Linked DNA regions of Mus musculus: all the other regions are linked to region 1. The links are chromatin loops, found by intact Hi-C in ENCODE. Cell type or tissue: heart. All regions are shown on one strand. Links, peaks and the distances in the headings refer to the core of each region. The heading gives the core; the rest is flanking DNA. Region 1 has its middle 13 kb from the start of Gm12974. Region 2 overlaps Gpn2 (GPN-loop GTPase 2). Region 3 holds the start of Gm30019 (a long non-coding RNA gene).

What was found. A loop is a pair of places that touch in the nucleus more often than their neighbours do. Peaks named below come from ENCODE experiments on the same cell type or tissue, not always from the same donor. Only the 100,000 strongest peaks of a DNase experiment are listed, where the experiment ranks them.
Region 2: a loop joins it to region 1, with 7 times the contacts of the local background. A loop is called at or near these places in 30 of 42 quality-filtered maps.
Region 3: a loop joins it to region 1, with 2.6 times the contacts of the local background. A loop is called at or near these places in 7 of 42 quality-filtered maps.

Annotation. Positions count from the first base shown.
Region 1 is chr4:133,826,975-133,832,827 of GRCm38, forward strand. No RefSeq gene overlaps it. Among named protein-coding and RNA genes, the nearest start is that of Gm12974, 13 kb to the left of the region's middle. In heart, for the core only: a CTCF peak has its summit at 2,946 (motif pointing left); a DNase peak (open chromatin) is centred at 2,907; H3K4me3 peaks cover 901 bases; H3K27ac peaks cover 540 bases.
Region 2 is chr4:133,589,493-133,595,345 of GRCm38, forward strand. It overlaps Gpn2 (GPN-loop GTPase 2), which reads left to right. Exons shown (of 5, transcript NM_133884.2): 4 at 275-405; 5 at 1,834-2,243. The coding sequence ends at 1,906. Gm42324 (a long non-coding RNA gene) reads right to left here. Exons shown (of 2, transcript XR_881487.1): 2 at 5,447-5,839. Among named protein-coding and RNA genes, the nearest start is that of Gm42324, 3.6 kb to the right of the region's middle. In heart, for the core only: a CTCF peak has its summit at 3,288 (motif pointing right); a DNase peak (open chromatin) is centred at 3,279; H3K27ac peaks cover 337 bases.
Region 3 is chr4:133,772,184-133,778,036 of GRCm38, forward strand. It overlaps Gm30019 (a long non-coding RNA gene), which reads right to left and starts at 3,591. Exons shown (of 3, transcript XR_003955286.1): 1 at 3,359-3,591; 2 at 2,575-2,791. Gm29942 (a long non-coding RNA gene) reads left to right here and starts at 2,880. Exons shown (of 3, transcript XR_390817.4): 1 at 2,880-3,008; 2 at 3,203-3,366. In heart, for the core only: a CTCF peak has its summit at 2,635 (motif pointing left); DNase peaks (open chromatin) are centred at 2,588 and 2,898.

The DNA.
Region 1 (5,853 bases), core at 1,637-4,136:
AACCACATGGTGGCTCACAACCACCCATAATGAGATCTGATGTCCTTTTCTGGTGCATCTGAAGACAGCTACAGTGTACTTACATATAATAATAAATAAATCTTTTTTTAAATTACCAGGTTATTTATTTCTTGCATGTGCATATGATAACATGATACACTTACATGGGACGGTCAGAGGACAACTTGCAGACTTTGTTTTTTTTTCCTTTACTGTGTGGGTCCTGGGGATCAAACTTAGGTCAATAGGCTTGGTGGCAAGCCATTTGTGTCATCTTGCTGGCCCCAAATGGCTAAACTAATCTTGCTTCTGCCTCCTGAGTGCTGGATTTAAAAGCATGCAAATGATTTTGTTGGGGGTTTTGTCCTACTTTTTTTTTTTAAGATTTATTTATTTATTTAATGTAGGTGAGTATACCACCTTTGCTCTCTTCAGAGGGGCATCAGATCCCATTACAGATGGTTGTGAGCCACCGTGTGGTTGCTGGGAATTGAACTCAGTACCTCTGGAAGAGCAGTCGGTGCTCTTAACTATGGAGCTATCTCTCCAGCTCTTGTTTTTATTCTTCAAGAAAGCATCTCATATGTAGTTCTGGCTGGCCCAGAACCCAGTATGTAGATCAGGTTGGCCTTAAACTCACCAATGAGCCTCTGCCTCCCAAGTGCTGGCATTAAAGGCGGGTGCTACCACGCTCTGCTATGTCTGAGTGTTTTATTTGCATGTTAAGTATGGTTACCAGGTGCTCGCCGATACCCATGGAGGTCAGAATAGGGTGTGAGAGTTCCTGGGACAGTTGTGAGGCACCTTGTGGGTGCTAGGAATTGAACTCCTGACTTTTGCAAGATCAACAAGTGTTCTTCGTAATCACTGAGCCAACCACTCTCCTTAGTCCCCTCCTGATCATCCGCTCCTGATCAGGGCTTGGCTCCTTCTTCTCTGTATCCATGGGAATTGCTCCCATAATTAGCAGCATCCCCTGCCTGGAACACAAACAGGCAAACGTTCCACCCTGGTAGCTGCTGCAGGGAAGGCTGGCCGATTAGATCTTTCCTTTGAGAGGCACCCCTCAGATTTGAATGTGGCGCCCACATCCTCCCACATCCGGTTTACCTGAGACACAGTTCACTAAAACCTCCCCGACTGGAGTCACTCTGATGGCTCGCCAAGTTTATCCCAGCACTTGGGAAGCAGAGGCAAGCGGATCTCTGAGCTTGGGCTATGCAGAGAAACCTCGTCTTGAAAAACACAAACAAACAAAAGAAAAAACACACTTAATCGCAGAAGGAGCTCCCTGGCTCCCTGATCTCCTAAATTGACTAAATTGAGCAATTTAGGGGGAGAGCACCGCCCCTTTCCTCTCCTCAGTCTACAGCCCGCGGGTTTTCGATGATGAAAGCCGAAAGCTGGAGTCTTCATGGGTGTCATCAAGTGATCAAATGCCGGAGGTGGGGGGGGGGGGCTTTGAGGAGTAAAGGGGATCGAACATTTCTACCACACATAAACATTAACTGCAAATAGAAGTGTGAAGAGCAGGGAGCCTTCTCTTCAGATTTTAGAAGTTTCAGTAAGATGGGCTAGCACCCTCCGGCCCCTCCCTGGAGACGCCTGGTGCTCTTCCACCCAGGGCGGGGCGTCTTCTTATCTGGATATAGCTAGGATTATGTGCACCATTCAGACACTGTGGGGAGAGACAATATCCATTTTCCTTCCAACATCAAGGCAGCCTTTTAAAGCTTTATCCGGACTTATTTTGGTTCCTGCAATAAAAAGGCGAGGTGGGAGAATTATGTCTAACAAAAATAACGCCATTGTGCGCTCCGAGTTTCCCACTGCAGGCCACTTTTAAAGCATTTTGCTGTCACCTCCGCCGCCTCACACGCATTCAGGCAGGTTGGCAGTGAACAAAGAGAACTCACTTCACACATACCAGCCCTAAACCTCCACTCTCCGGACAAAAGTGTCCCTCGGCAATGTTTTGCTCCTGGCTCTGCTGAAGGGCCATTCAGTCACTTCCAGCCCTCTTTCTCTTGGGAGACAAAGGCACCTTTGGGCTGAAGTGACACGGGAGAGTTAGAATCAGATTTGTTATCGAAATTGCAGCCCTCAATTTTAGCAAGAGGCTCAGTCTGTCTACTGCTACCACAGGAAGGCAGCCTTTATAACCCTGGAGCACTGGGCCAATTATGCACCTGCAAATATACCATACAAGACATTTCAGGTTCTGAGCACTTTGAAAACCGATCCTTAAACAGTCTCGAGGGACCCGATCCCCCACGTCGGGGATAAAGGCTGCTTTGGAATCTGCTATTGGCACCAGAAAGCGTCCTCTGAAGTCACTCAAAAGCCATTTTTATTGTGCATTGGCAAACAAAGAGCCTCATCTCACCAAAACAAAGTCTGTTACCAAATCAGGGTGGGAAGTCAGACTCAGCCCGCGAAGAGTCAATTACCCTGGCAATTTTGTGAAGGGCTGGGAAGCAATTCCTGGGGGAGAGCAGTGTATAGAGGGGTGGGTGGAAGGATTCTGGGAGGGGGCTGGCTCTGAAAACTTCTCCTTCATGAAAAGGAAGTACCATTACCTCTAAAACCCTACCAGTTATGACAGAAGGGCCTCTGTGACTTCTGGTTATACACTTTTTATTATTATTAACTGGGGAAATGTAGATTATGTGAATTTTAAAACAACTTTTGGAGCAACCTTGGCTGCTTTCTAAGGAACTTGTCTGCAGTGTTGTAACCTGAAGCTCAGAGTCAGGTTGGTGACCCGTGTGTCCCTCACCTGAAAAGCGACCTTCTTCTGGGGCTCACTTCCTTGATAAGCGGGCAGATGCTCACCGCACTGTTTATCTGGGGAAAGAAATACGTGTGGGAAAAGAAGCAATTTTCTTCTCATTGCAGTTAAAGAAAGTCATGGTCGCCTGTTGTGGGTTTAGCCTGCCACCTGTTGGTCAAAAGAAGAACAGCAGGGAACTAGGGATGAAAGCGCCCATCTGGTGAAAGGTTTTGATGTAGTCAAATCTTTTTCTCTCTGCCTCTCTCCCACCTATTCTTTTCCTCCTGTCTGTCAGTCTGTCTGTCTGTCATCTCTCTCTCTCTTTTCCTTTCAACAGTTTACTGGTTTGTTATATGAACAGACATACTCATAAAATGGGTCGGTGAGATGTCTCAGTGTGTAAAGGCGCTTGCTGGCAAGCCTAAAGAACTGAGTTCAATCCCTGGGACCCACGTGGGTGGATCACACCAACTCCCACTGGTAGCCCCTCCCACACACAAGGTACTGCATACACACAGAGATGATGGAATTAAAATGTTTTCTGTATGTCAGGGTAAGAAACGTAATGAATAGTCCAAATAAGACTATGAAATAAAGCCAGGCATGGTGGCACATACCTTTAATCCCAGCACTTGGGAGGCAGATTTCTGAGTTTGATGCCAGCCTGGTCTACAGAGTGAGTTCTAGGACAGTAAAAAACAAAACAAACAAAAGACTATGAAATAACATATCAAGAATGGAGAACTAATGTCATGATGCTTTCCGCAGAAGGGGGAAGGGAAGTGCTCTTATTAAAAGCTGTTTGGGGGGGCTGGAGAGATGACTCAGAGGTTATGAGCACTGACTGCTCTTCCAGAGGTCCTGACCTGAGTTCAATTCCCAGCAGCCACATGGTGGTTCATAACCATCTATAATGAGATCTGGTAGTGCCCTCTTCTGGCATGCAGGCACACATACAGACAGAACACTGTGCATGATACATTGAGAGAGAGAGAGAGAGAGAGAGAGAGAGAGAGAGAGAGAGAGAGAGAGAGAGAGAGAAATTGAGGTTATAATTCAGGGTCTGGTCTAAGAAACTAAGCTCTTTTTTGTTGTTATTTTGGTTTTTTGTTTTGTCTGTGTAGCCCTGGCTGGCCTCAAACTCAGAAATCCGCCTGCACCACCACCCGGCTCAAAAACAAGCTCTTCGTCTCTTCAGCTTCTTTTTTGTTTTGTTTTGTTTTGTTTTGTTTTGTTTTGTTTTGTTTTGTTTTGTTTTTCGACACAGGGTTTCTCTGTGTAGCCCTGGCTGTCCTGGAACTTACTCTGTAGACCAGGTTGGCCTCGAACTCAGGAGTCTGCCTCCCAAGTGCTGGGATTAAAGGTGTGCACCACCACATCTGGCCTTTCTTCCTTTTTTTTTTTTTTTTAAGATTTATTTATTTACTATATGTAAGTACACTGTAGTTGTCTTCAGACACACCAGAAGAGGGCATCAGATCTTGTTACAGATGGTTGTCAGCCACCATGTGGTTGCTGGGATTTGAACTCAGGACCTTTGGAAGAGCAGTCAGTGCTCTTAACCACTGAGCCATCTCACCAGCCCCCCCACCTTTTTTAAAAAACAAATAATAATACTGTATTTACCCTGTAAATTTACTGTAAGAGCCCTGGGGCCAGCTATGGCACCACATGTCTGTAATCCCAGTACACTACAGGCTAAGGGTAGAGGATAGTGCGCTTAGAGTCAACTTGTCCACATAGAAAGACAAATTGCGAAACAACAGCAAAATTTACAGAGCTAGGCCAGGCAGCACATACCTTAATCCTAGTCCTTAAGAGACAAAGAGACAAGCAGACTTCTGTGAGTTCAAGGCCACCCTGATCTTGAACCTACAGAGGGGGTTCCAGGTCAGCTATGAATTAATTCTAAGCCATCCAAGTTTACACAGTGAGACCCTATTTAAATCTAACCTCTCCAAAAAAAAATAAAATTAAAAAAATGAGGTTATGGAGGTAGCTCAGTGGTAATGGCCCCTCCTTGAGTTTGATGGTGAATTCAGTCTCTGGGACTTACATGGTGGAAAGGAAAAACTTGCACCTGAAAAAATGTCCTTTGACTTGTGAGGTGGAAATTTCTGGTTTCTCTGGAAGATTCAGCTGTGGTATGAGACATTTTTCTGGAAACTGTCTTTTGAGAGGATGTTTTGCTGAGGCAATCACATGGGAGGGTATTTTGCTGTGAACGGACATGTAGTGTTTTTCTTGAGGTTGCCTGGGAAGGGGGCATGCGATGTTTTGCTGGAGTGGACAATTGTTTGGAAAAGTGCAAGGATGACCCAACAGACCATGAACAGCAGTGCTGCGTGGCATTGGTTTGCCTTGCCTTCCTGGTTGAGCATCCTTTGTCTTCTTGACATTGTGGAGAGAAATGCACCAAAGAACTTAATGGTGGTGTTTGGGCGGCTTCTTCCTCCTTCCAATGACTCAGGGCCGATTGGCAGACCCTCACAGTTCTGAATCAAACTGCCATTGCTGATTTGTGAACAGTGTTCGGGGGCGGGCCGTTGCCGCTGTCGATCCATGTGAACTGAACCGCCGCTATCCTCACAATGAAGGTTGATACCACCCCGCAAAAACCTATTTCTAAACAGGTCCATATCTTCCTTTACCCTATTAACCTTCTCTTCCCACTATCTCTAGTGGGTGGTGGGCTAGAAGGTAGGTTAAAGCATTTTAGTATCCTTATTAAACTAGGACTTGAAAAATATGTCTACAGACCCCTATATGTACATCATGGTGTGTTTGACCCACCCGCCTACACACATGTCTGCACACATGATAAGTGAACATAATTAAAAAAAATATTTATTATATGTAAGTACACTATAGTTGTCTTCAGACACACCAGAAGAGGGCATCAAACTCCATTACAGATGGTTGTGAGCCACCATGTGGTTGCTGGGATTTGAACTCAGGACCTCTGGAAGAGCAGTTGGTGCTCTTAACCACTGAGCCATCTCCCCAGCCCATAATTTTTTAAAGTAAGATAATAATTACTTTTTTAAATTTATGAGTTAGGGAGCTGGAGAGATGGCTCA
Region 2 (5,853 bases), core at 2,222-4,721, 240 kb before region 1:
ACTTCTGGCCCAGGAAGAGAAGAGTGAGACAGTTTTCTAGGATGGTAGGGAGGCTCCCACAGGAGAAGGCCCTAGGCAGGGACTGCACAGGGGACCTGACCTTCTAATCTAATCTGGGCAGTTGTCCGCCTAGCCAGGCCCCTGAGGAATGGAGGGCTGTCCTGGGCCAAGGAAAGTTCGTATGTGTCCTAGGAGTTAGACGAGGCCAGTTAGCTGTGGTCTCAGCTCTCCACAGCTGACTCACTCACTGAGTTCTCTTCTCTGCTCTGCTCAGGACAAGGACAGCATCCAGCGAGTCTTACAGGCTGTGGATAAAGCTAATGGCTACTGTTTTGGGGTTCAAGAGCAGCGAAGCCTGGAAGCCATGATGTCCGCTGCAATGGGAGCTGATTTTCACTTCTCCTCGTATCCTTAGGGACCATGGGAAAGGACGAATGGAAGGGCCCCAGACGCAGAAGCCTGGAAAGGAAATGGCGTTGGGCTGTGGGAGAAATGCAAGGACTTCAGTTTGCTTTCTGTATTACATTTAAAGGAAGAAGAGGTGCTGGAGGGAGGGGGCGTGGCTGGCAGTGGATCACTGGGGTGTAGCCCAGGATGGGGTGTAGCCCAGGATAGAACCCACGCCTTCTGCCATTAGTGCAAGGGTAAGGATTTATTTAGTTTAGTGTTTTGAGACAGGGTCTCTCTAGCCTTAGCTGGCCTACATCGGCCTGTGTAGTGCAGGCTAGCCTCAATCTTGATCTTCCTCCCTGGGTTTCTGAGAGCTACTGCACATTTTAGGAACCACCCTGTAAATGTGGCAAATGCACTTGGTGGGTGTAATTAGGAGTAGCAGAGTTCTTAAGAGTCTTGCTAGATAAGGTGTGTGTGGTGGGGGGGCACGAAATGGAGCTGGGTGTGAGGTTTCGTGCCTGTAAACCAGCAGTTGAGAAACAGGAAGATCACCAAAAGCTTGAGGCTAGCCTGGGCTACAAAGTAAGAGCCTGTCTCAAAAAATGACAAAGGAGAATAGGGAAAGGAGTATTGGTTGAAAAATATGGAAGAGGTTATTAAAACAGTTAGTGACAGAGCTGTCAGGGAGTGGAGAAGAGACAGGTCTACCCTATAGAAGGGACAAGCTGGCAGAGGGCACCACTGGAAACCAGAGCAGCTGGGCCTTTGGGGTTGGGATTTGACCAGTTTGCGTGTTCCTTGGGTCAGAGGCTGTCGGAGAGGCTGAAGGAAAGGCTTGCCCTTTAGGTCGCTTGTCTTGGAGACAGAGCATTTGCCCAGGTTGCCGGAGGTGGGAATTTAGATATCTGTGTCAGGCCCTTGAGGACACGTGTCTGGAATAGTGGCAGTAGAACACGAGGTCCCTCGTGGGACTGCCAAGGCGAGGGCTCGTGTGTCACCAGTGTTAGCAGTGTCCCATCTGTGTCCTGTCTGGAAGGGAAAAGACCCTATGGCCCAAGAAGACTAGAGCCTTTGCCTTGGTAGAAAGAATGAGATGACAATAGGTACTGAGCACCTGTGTGCCAGCTGTCAGGGGTCGGGGAGGGACTCTGTCTACTTGTGATCTTGCAGAAGAGAAAAAGGGAGTGATGGGGACAGGATTTGGACACCCTGGCCTGGCTCTTGAGCATCTGCCACACCAACTGGAGGGCCAGTGCTCCCTGGTCCTTTGTGGGGAAGAAACTGGAGCCCCAAGGGAGGGCTGCAATGGGCGGCTCATACCCACCTGTGGGGGGTGGGGCAGAAGAGATGTGTGTGGGTGGTGGTCTTGAGAAGAGGGCAGCTCCTGCCCAGGCCAGTCCCCCCATCTTCTGCCGTGTCTAAGCCTTAACCTCCCCTCAGCACTCTGGGCATCCAGGAGAAGTACTTAGCACCCTCGGAGCAGACCGCAGAGCAGGAAGCCATGCAGCTGTGACACATGGGCCTGGAGAGCCGGGGACACCTCAGCGAGGTACGGACCCAAAAACCACGTCCAGCCAGAGCAGAGGCTGGGAGGAAACCTCCATCCCTGCAAAGGACTTCTAGAGAAGAAGCCACGCATAGCACCCTTTGTGGTGCCGACAAGCTCAAGCCCCAGGAGGACTGGCTCTACATGGGCTGCAGTGGATGGGCATGCTACGATAGGAGATGAGTCTCTATTTTTTTGTGACCTTAAACCTTTCTTCAACCCTCTGGACCCAGGGATTTGGAGAACAAAGAAATGTCTTTAATTAACGTTTTAATTAAATTTAATTTAATTAATGTTTTTAAATAACGTTTTTTTAGTGTGTGTCTGTGTTGCTCAAGCATGTGTGTGTGTATGCGCGCGCGCACACGCGTGTGTGGGCTGGGGGGCCTGTGTATGGAGGTCAGAGGGTAACTTGGAGCTGGTTCTTCCCTGAGTTCTGAGGTTGAACTCGGGTCAGGGACATGGTGACAGATGCTCTTGCCTGACGCTCTTGTTTCTTCAGGTCAGTGTTTCACAGCCTGGGCTCACAGCCTGGGCTCACAGCCTTGGCTAGGCAGATTACAGCTATGCACTGGACTCTTGTCGTGATTTAGTTGTTCTTCAGTGCTTTTTTAAAAAAGATTTTATTTATTTTATCTATGTGAGTACACTGTCGCTGTCTTCAGACACACCAGAAGAGGGCATCAGATCCCATTTCAGATGGTTGTGAGCCACCATGTGGTTGCTGAGAACTGAACTCAGGACCTTTGGAAGAGCAGTCAGTGCTCTTAACTATTGAGCCATCTCTCCAGCCCCTTGTTTGTTTGTTTTGTTTTTTCGAGACAGGGTTTCTCTGTGTAGCCCTGACTGTCCTGGAACTCACTCTACTGAACTCAGAAATCTGTCTCTGCCTCCCAAGTGCTGGGATTAAAGGCGTGCGCCACCACTGCATGGCTCATGGTTTTATTCTGCTTTTCTCAAATACTAGTCAAAGTTTGAAAAATTAACATAACTTGGGCTGGAGACATAGCTAGTAGTGGCTAGCACACACAAGGTGCCAGAGTCAACTCCCAGCACTTCCAAAGACAGGCAAAAGAGTCCTTCAGACAGTCCATTCTGTGTGGGGGTGAATGCCTCTAATCCCAGCACAGGACGTGGAGGCAGTAGGATTGGGAGTTGAAGGCCAGCCTTGGCTAAATAGTGAGTTTCAGACAAGCCTGGGCTGTAGAAGCCCTTGTCTAACGATCTGTGCAAAGTGAGTTATTTAAGGTATGCTAGGACTGTTGTCTGGGAACGGGAATGTTTCTCTTTGCTGTTTGTGCTGTTTGGGGGGTGGGAGGGCTGCAGTTTGCGTTTCCAGCCAGTAGGTGGCACTGTAGACTTAGTTTTCCCCATAGAACCTGACAGGAAGGGCCTGATGGCCAAGGGGCACTGGTGCCAGAGACTTTTCTGACTTTATCTATAGACCAATTGCACGCAGCTACATGTGTGCAGGGCTCGGCATTTTACACAGAACCTGCAAATACAGAATCCTCACACGTCTCTTACAGCGATCCAGAGAGAAACAAGCTAGGGAATGTCCGGAGACTGGTTCCCTCGTGGCTCACTTTGCCAAGTAACTCTGGAGTGGCCCCTCTTTGGTATACATACTGATGAAAAGTTCCAGCCACCATGCTGTGGGAGCTGCGGTCAATCAAGAGGGAACACTGAGGCATCTGTACGTGGTTCCAAGTACCGATGGAGTTGAATCGGTGGTGGGTTTCTGTGCTGCGGGCAGAGGGAGAACGCAGCTTCTTCATAAAGTCTGCCCTGAAGTGGCTCGTGTTGGCTTCCCAGTGTGGGCAGCCATAGCTGAGAGCAGGAGGGGGCAGCCAGCTTCGCTCCCACGCCTGGCTTCGGAGGGATAATAATGGGGTGCTGTTTCCCCAGCCTCTTTCATCTGAGGAGTTCAAAGTGCCTCACCCTTATTAATGCCCTGCACAGTGGGGGGAGAGTACCCACAGAGCAATCCAGGGAAACTGAGAGCAGGAGCCACAACCCGAGGTGGTGAGTCAACTGTGGGGCCTGGGGCCCAGGAATCCCGCCACCCAGGCTGCTGGGAAATGCCTCGTCTAGGGAGGAAGGCAGCTTCTGGGTTTGAATAGCATCAGTAGCTGTGGCCGTGGGTTTTGATGCTTACCCATCAGACTCACCAGAGAAAACCACATGCAGGGACTGACGGCATCACTTACAGCGTCACAGCTCAGCTGTACCCCTCAGCATACATTCACTGCGGCCACAGTGGAGGTATGGAGCAGGTTACAGCTTATTTTGAGACCTTGGTGTGGCAGCAAGCATTTTTTCCTTTGGTGAATATGGTTCACAACCAGGCTCGGTGGTGCCCATCTGTAATCCCAGACACTGGAGTTGGGGGGTCAGCTTTTGTATTAGCAAGTTCCAGGCTGGTCTGGGCTACATCTCGTCTGTCTCAACATACAAACACTCGTGTAATTTCTGATAGCAAAAGGACTTCCTGGTCTGTGTACTTAAGACTGTGGTGATGAGCCGGGCAGTGGTGGTGCACGCCTTTAATCCCAGCACTTGGGAGGCAGAGGCAGGCAGATTTCTGATTTCGAAGCCAGCCTGGTCTACAGAGTGAGTTCCAGGACAGCCAGGGCTACACAGAGGAAACCCTGTCTCAAAAAAACAAAACAAACAAACAAAAAAAAAAACAAAAACAAAAACAAAAAGAAAGAAAGCAGAGGCAGGGGGCTGGAGAGATGGCTCAGTGGTTAAGAGCACTGATTGCTCTTCCAGAGGTCCTGAGTTCAGTTCCCAGCAACCACATGGTGGCTCACAACCATCTGTAATGGGATCTGATGCCCATTTCTGGTGTGTCTGAAGATAGTGACAGTGTACTTGCATATATAAAATAAATAAATCTAAAAAGAAAGAAAGAAAGAAAGAAAGAAAGAAAGAAAGAAAGAAAGAAAGAAAGAAAGAAAGAAAGCAAGCAAGCAAGCAGAGGCAGGCATTTCTTTGTTCAAGGCCAGCCTGGCCCCTACATAGCTAGTTCTAAACCGGATGGCAACATGATGAGATCTGTCAAAACAAAAACAAAAACAAAAACAAAAACAAAAACAAAAAAAACATTAATCTCAGCACTCATGAGACAGAGGCAGCACTTGGGAGACAGAGGCAGATGGATCTCTGTGAGGCCAGCCTGGTGTAGACAGCCAGTTCCAAGACAGCCAGGGCTACACAGAGAAACCTTGTCTTGGAAAACAATATTTATTGTATGTGTGTGTCTGTATGGCTGTATGGTATATATACAGATACACAGGTATCTGGAGAAGCCAGAAGAGGGCATCAGATCCCCTGGAACTCGTTACAGATCACTGTAAGGTACTTTAGGTGCAGAGAATTGAACCCAGGTCCTCTGCAAGACCACTGGGTACTCTTAACCCCTGAGCTCTCTATCTCTATCCTTTGTAACTTTACAAGCATTTTAGTTACATTTGTGTGTGTGTGTGTGTGTGTGTGTGTGTGTGTGTGTGTGTGTGTGTGTGTGTGTGTGTGCCTTCACGTGCTTGCCCATGCATGCACACGAGCACTTAGCAAAGGTGGAGGCCAGAGGCCAACTTAACAGAAGTCAGCTTTCTCCACCCGGTGGAGTCACAGTGATGGGACTCAGGTGGTCAGGCTCGGCAGCAGGTGCCTTTGGCCATTAACCCATCTTGCCAGCCGTCAAAACAGGGTCTCTCACTGTCCAGGGGTACACTGATTCTGCTGACTAACCAGCAAGCTCCAAGGACCTCCTCTCTGCCCACAGCCCTGGGATGACAGCTCACAGGCTTTTACTGTGGGTGCTGGGGTCTTTGTTTAGAGCCTCTGGATGGAGCCGCTCTTCCAATATCTCGGTCCTCCAGTGTTCACACGGCTCTGTGGGTCACAAA
Region 3 (5,853 bases), core at 1,470-3,969, 55 kb before region 1:
AGGTCAGGCCGGGTGTGGTGGCACATGCCTTTAATCCCAGCAGGAGACAGAGGCAGAGGGATCTCTGAGTTCGAGGCCAGCCTGGTCTACAGAGTGAACCCCAGGACAGCCAGGGCTACAGAAAGAAACCCTGTTTAGAAAAACAAAACCAGGCCAGGTTTGGTGGTGCATGTCTTTAATCCCAGCACTCTGGTGGCAGAGGCAGAGGGATCTCTGAGGTTGAGGCCAGCCTGGTCTACAGAGTGAGTTTCAGGACAGCCAGGGCTATACAGAGAAACCGTGTCTCAAAAAAAAAAAAAAAAGAAAAAAGGAAAAAGAAAAAGAGGGAGAAGGTCTAGAAAAAAATATGCTCATGACTTTAGGTTCAAATCTTAGTACCAAAAGAAAAAGATAATTATGGAATAAAGTAGTTATGGAAAGGAAAATAGTAGAGTGTCCATGTCCCACAAATAAGACAATAATAAAGCTATTATGTATGAGTCATATTGTCTCTACTGTTCACATAGTCATTTGATTGACAGATAGCCCTGTTCTACAAAAAAAAAAAAAATCAAGGCTGATATAGACTAATCATTACAAAATAACAATAATAAAAAATACACCAGATTCCTCTCTCTCTCTCTCTGTATCTGTCTGCCTACCTGTCTTGCTGTCTCTGTCTGTCTGTCTGTCTCCTTTTATGTTTTGATGGAGACTCTCTGTAGCTGGGCCTTGAGCTCTCATTACCCTGTTTAAGCCTCTCAAGTATAGAGACTGTAAGTGTCCACAACCTCACCTAGCTAAAACTCTACTTTCTTAGAAATTAGGTCCTGGGTTTTTGTTTGGTTTTTGGTTTTGTTTTTTGTTTTTGTTTTACACACATTTAAAAATAGAGACTAAGCCGGGCATGGTGGCGCACGCCTTTAATCCCAGCACTCGGGAGGCAGAGGCAGGTGGATCTCTGAGTTCGAGGCCAGCCTGGTCTACAAAGTGAGTTCCAGGACAGCCAGGGCTATACAGAGAAATCCTGTCTCGAAAAACCAAAAAAAAAAAAAAAAAAAAAAAAAGAGACTAAATTATACAATATTACCAGTGTCCTTTTCTATGTCTTGCTAGTATTAGTGCGTGTGTGTGTGTGTGTGTGTGTGTGTGTGTGTGTGTGTGTGTGTGTGCCACTGTGTGTATATGGAGGTCAAATGACTCTTGGGAGATGTGCTATGGTGAGGGATGGTCTTTTTCTAGATGCACTGCTGCTCCAGGCTGGCTTGCCCATGAATTTCCAGGAGATTGCTCAGCTCCCTGCAGATGTGCTGAGGTTAGACCACTTAGGGTATTTCCTGTAGGTCCAGAGGTGCAGCACAAGGCATCAGGCTGACAGACAAGCGATTATATCCATACAGCCATCTCCCCAGCCCAGGCCCAAAACCTTTTTTTTTTTAAAGATTTATTTTTATTATTTGTGTCTGTCTGTGTCTGTGTGTTGAGTGAATATCATATGTGTGTGAGTGCCTAAGGAGGCCAGAACTCCAGGTCCGTGGAGTTAGAGGTATGAGTAACTGATATGAGTATTGAGAACTAAACTCTGGTCCTCTGGAAGAACCCGAAGCACTCTTAACTGCTGAGCCATCTCTCCAGCCCAAGCCTGAAATCCATGTTCCTTGGGCCTCCACTTCCAAAGCACTTGGTTGGATTATATATGAGCAACTGGCTTCAGAGTCATTATGTAGCCCAGGCTAGCTTCACCTTGTAGGGATACTCTTATGTAGCCCAGGCTAGCTTCACCTTGTAGGGTTACTCTTATGTAGGCATTGCAGATGTGCTGGCATTGCAGATGCGGGCTGCTATGGCTGCCCTGTTCTTTTTGTATTTATCACACTTATTTATTTGTTTACTTTATTGTGCATGAAGACATAAGAGTGTCCAGGTGCAGGTATCAGGGTCATCAGATAAACTGTAGGAGTCCGTTCTCTCCTTTCACTGTCTCTGTCCCAAGGAGTGAACTTCACAGTAAGTGACTTACATATGGAGTCACCTTTCTGGCGTTTGCTTGTTTGTTTGTTTGTTTGTTTGTTTTAAGTAACAGCACTGAGATATAATCACCATCTCGGGCTGGAGAGATGGCTCAGCAGTTAAGAGCAGGCACTGTTCTAGAGGACCTGAGTTCAGTTCCCAGCACCCACATTAGGTGGTTCAAACCACCTGTAACTCCAGCTCTAAGAGGTGCCACACCCCTTGGCCTGCTGGGTCATCTGCACATGCCCAGACACAGACACACAAATATAAAGAATTTTTTAAAAAATGATGGAAATAAATTCTTTAAAAAACAAAACAAAAACCAATCTAGTCCTATCCAGAGTTTCAGAACATCATCACCGTGCAAAGAAACCCCTTATTTTCAGCAGTTTTCTACAGCTCAATGCTGCAGTCCTACTTCCGGTCTGTGGAGCTGCTTATCACAGACATGTCATATAAATGGGAGCATACCATGTATGTTAGACAGCCTCCCCCTTCCACTTCTCCATAGGCTAAGGATGGCGCCTTCTATTGAGTTTCCTTTTGCCGTCTTCTCCCTGGGACTTGAGAGCTCCAGCTTACCTGGCCCTTGGCCAAGCTTCCTCAGGCACATGCAGGGACTGCCAGTGCTGCCACCTTATGCCCGTTTCTTGAAGTAGTGGACAGTGGGTCAAGCTCTCTCTCCATCCAAGACTCCTGCTCCTCCGTATTTCTCTGGCAATCAAGGCTGTGTGGCCCAGGACACAGTGTCACCAGGAGAGGTCAAGGGTGTGCTACCTTAGGATGATGTCCCAGGTGCCTGCAAAGGACCAAGAGAGAAAGAAGCGTGTGTGTATTTGTGTGTGTGTGTGTGTGTGTGTGCATGCGCGCGCGCAAATGCATGCAGGTCTCAGGGGAACTCCGCCGCAGACACTCTCTTCCTGATTCTCTTGGCTCCCAGTGCTCGCCTCGAATCACCCCACTTTTGTTTCCCCATGTGACTCTTCAGGGACCAGGGAAGCTAACCATCTCTCAAGGTTTGTTTCCATCTGGGCTAATCCTGTTGCCACTTCCAGGGGTCACTATAGTGGTGTGTTTGGACATCGGTATGCATAAGTTATGCCTATTTTTAAAAGGGGCAAAGGCACTCTAAAGAGACTACTACCCATAATGCAGAGCAAAGGGAACAAGATTTTCTCTTCCCCTAAGTGGAGATGTTCTTTTCTCACAGAGGAAGCTCCCCAGCACTGAGTTTTTGTCACGAGGCGTATCTGAACTGAAAATCTTCCCAAGGACAGCTAGCGTGAAATGCAGTGAAATGTCACCGGATTCTGGAGCCTGCGTCTGCGACCCTCTGTGAGGTGACATGGAGGTGTCAGCAAACAACCTTTATAGGTTATTATCCATTGCACCATACTTCCGTAGTAACCTGAGTCTCCACTTCACATTCTCGCTCCTGGGAAGGACGGTTCAACTGAAGCTCACGTGCTCACTGCCGTTCTTTCACATTCTTTGGAAAAACGAATGAGTGTAAGACAGTTCTGTGGGTACAGCTAACAAGCATGAGGGCCCGAGTTCGGTAGCTGGGACCCCACATGGACGGGGGAGAGAGTTGACTCCTGCCAGTTGTCCTCTGGCCTCCTCACACAGAGACAGGGTCTCTCTACATAATTCTGACTGTCTTGAAATTCACTATGTAAACCAGGCTGGACTCAAACTCAGAGATCTGCCTGCCTCTGTCTCCCAAGTGCTGAAATTAAAGGTGTGCACTGCCACTGGCTGACTTAAAGGATGACTTTTAGAATAGTTTTTCTCCTTCCAGTGGGTGCCAGGATCAAACTCTGGCTATCAAGCTTGCGCGGCAAGCTCTTCACAGGCTGAGCCAACGTGGTGACCCATGAAAGTTATTCCTTTCTCTGTTCCTGTTTTTGTTTTCTTGTTTGTTTGTCTTTTCTTTTCTTTTCTTTTCTTTTCTTTTCTTTTCTTTTCTTTTCTTTTCTTTCCTTTTCTTTTCTTTTCTTTTCTTTCGAGACAGGGTTTCTCTATATAGCCCTAGCTGTCCTGGAAATCACTCTGTAGATCAGGCTGGTCTTGAACTCAGAAATCTGCCTGCCTCTGGGATTAAAGGCATGCACCACTACTGCCCGGCAAGACAGGGTTTTCTGTATAGTTCTGTCTTGGAAATCACTCTGTAGACCAGGCTGGCCTCAAATACAGAGCTTTGTCTGCCTCTGCCCTGCCCCTGCCCATGCCCTGCCTCTGCCCATGCCCCCCAGCCCGGCCCGGCCCTGGCCCCGGTGGCCAGGCTGGTTAAAACTCTGTCTCAATAAAAGAAGAAAAACAAACAAACAAATCCAAAAAAACCTCACCTTGAGCTGGGTGTGGTAACACATGCCTTTAATCTCAGCATTCTGGAAGCAGAGGCAGGCAGATCTCTGCGAGTTTAAGGCCAGGGGTAATGTAGAGAGATAGTCTCAAAGGAATAAACAAACAATAACAACAACAAAAGAATAGGAATGGACACTCTGGAAACTCACATTAAATTTTACAGTTTTACACATTCAACGTCAAATATGTTTTATGGGCTTATCCCCCACCAAAATTTTAAAAATCCGTTACAGAACTAGAAAAATAATTACGAATGAAATAAAATGTCATTTAATATAGAATTTAAATAATTTTAAATTCTAGTCAATATGTTTATATGTAAACAAATGTGCACATGGATATAGTTTAACAGGACGAGAGAACAGAAAGGCTAAACGTGAGGAAGGATTCGATGCACGGAATTGACAGGAGTTACGTTTGGTTTGTTTTCTGGGTTGTTTTTTTGAGACAAGGTCTCTCTTGTGTAGCTTTAGCTGTCCTAGCACTCTGTAGATCAGGCTGGCCTCAAACTCAGAGATCCTGCTGTCTCTGCCTCTTGAGTGCTGGGATTGTGTGTGTGTGTGCCCGTGCATGCACACGTGTACGTGTGCATACATGTGTCCCTTCTGAGGGTGCCCAGGGAGAGCAGAAGGGAGTGTCACACACCCTGGAGCCAGAGCTCCAGACTGCTTTGAGCCTCCTGTAGGGGTGCTGGGATCCAGCCACAGGTCCTCTGGAAGAGCATCCAGGGCTCTTAACTGCTGAGCCATCTCTCCAGCTGCCACCTGACTTCTTTATTGAGCTAGGGTTTCTCACTGACTCTGGAGTTCATTTTTTGGCTATGTTGACCAGTCAGTGAGCTCCTGGGATCCATCTGAATATGCACGTGGCCCACCTTTTACAGGAGTGTTGGGGAATCAAGACTCTTGTCCTCCTATATGTATACCTACTGAACCATTTCCCGGGCCTGGGTGTGGATACGTGGCATCTGTGTGTGTGCATGGAAGTGTGTGGGAGAGGGACAGAGGCCTGGGGTTCTTATTGAGTGGCTTCTTAGATCATTCTGCATCTTAGTTTTTGAGACAGGGTCTCTCATGGACTTTGCATCTCACCAAGTAGCTGAGCTGGTTGGCCAGTGAGAGTTCGGGATCTGCCTATCTCTGTTCCCCTGCTCACCAGAGATGCACCACACATACGTAACGTTCACATGTAGCTCTCCTTTGGCCAGGTATCGTGATGGGTCACACCTGTAATCCCAGCCCTATGGAGGATGATGGATGAGGACTGGCAAGAGAACAAGACCTTTGTCTTAAATTCTTTTTTAATTCCTCTAATTTCCAATTTCTTTTTTGTTTGTTTGTTTTGTTTTGTTTTGTTTATCAGGCTGGTCTTGAACTCAGAAATCAGCCTGCCTCTGCCTCCCAAGTGCTGGGATTAAAGGCGTGCGACACCAAGCCCAGCTCCGGCCAATTTTTTTTTTTTTTTTTTTTTTGAGACAGGGTTTCTCTGTATAGT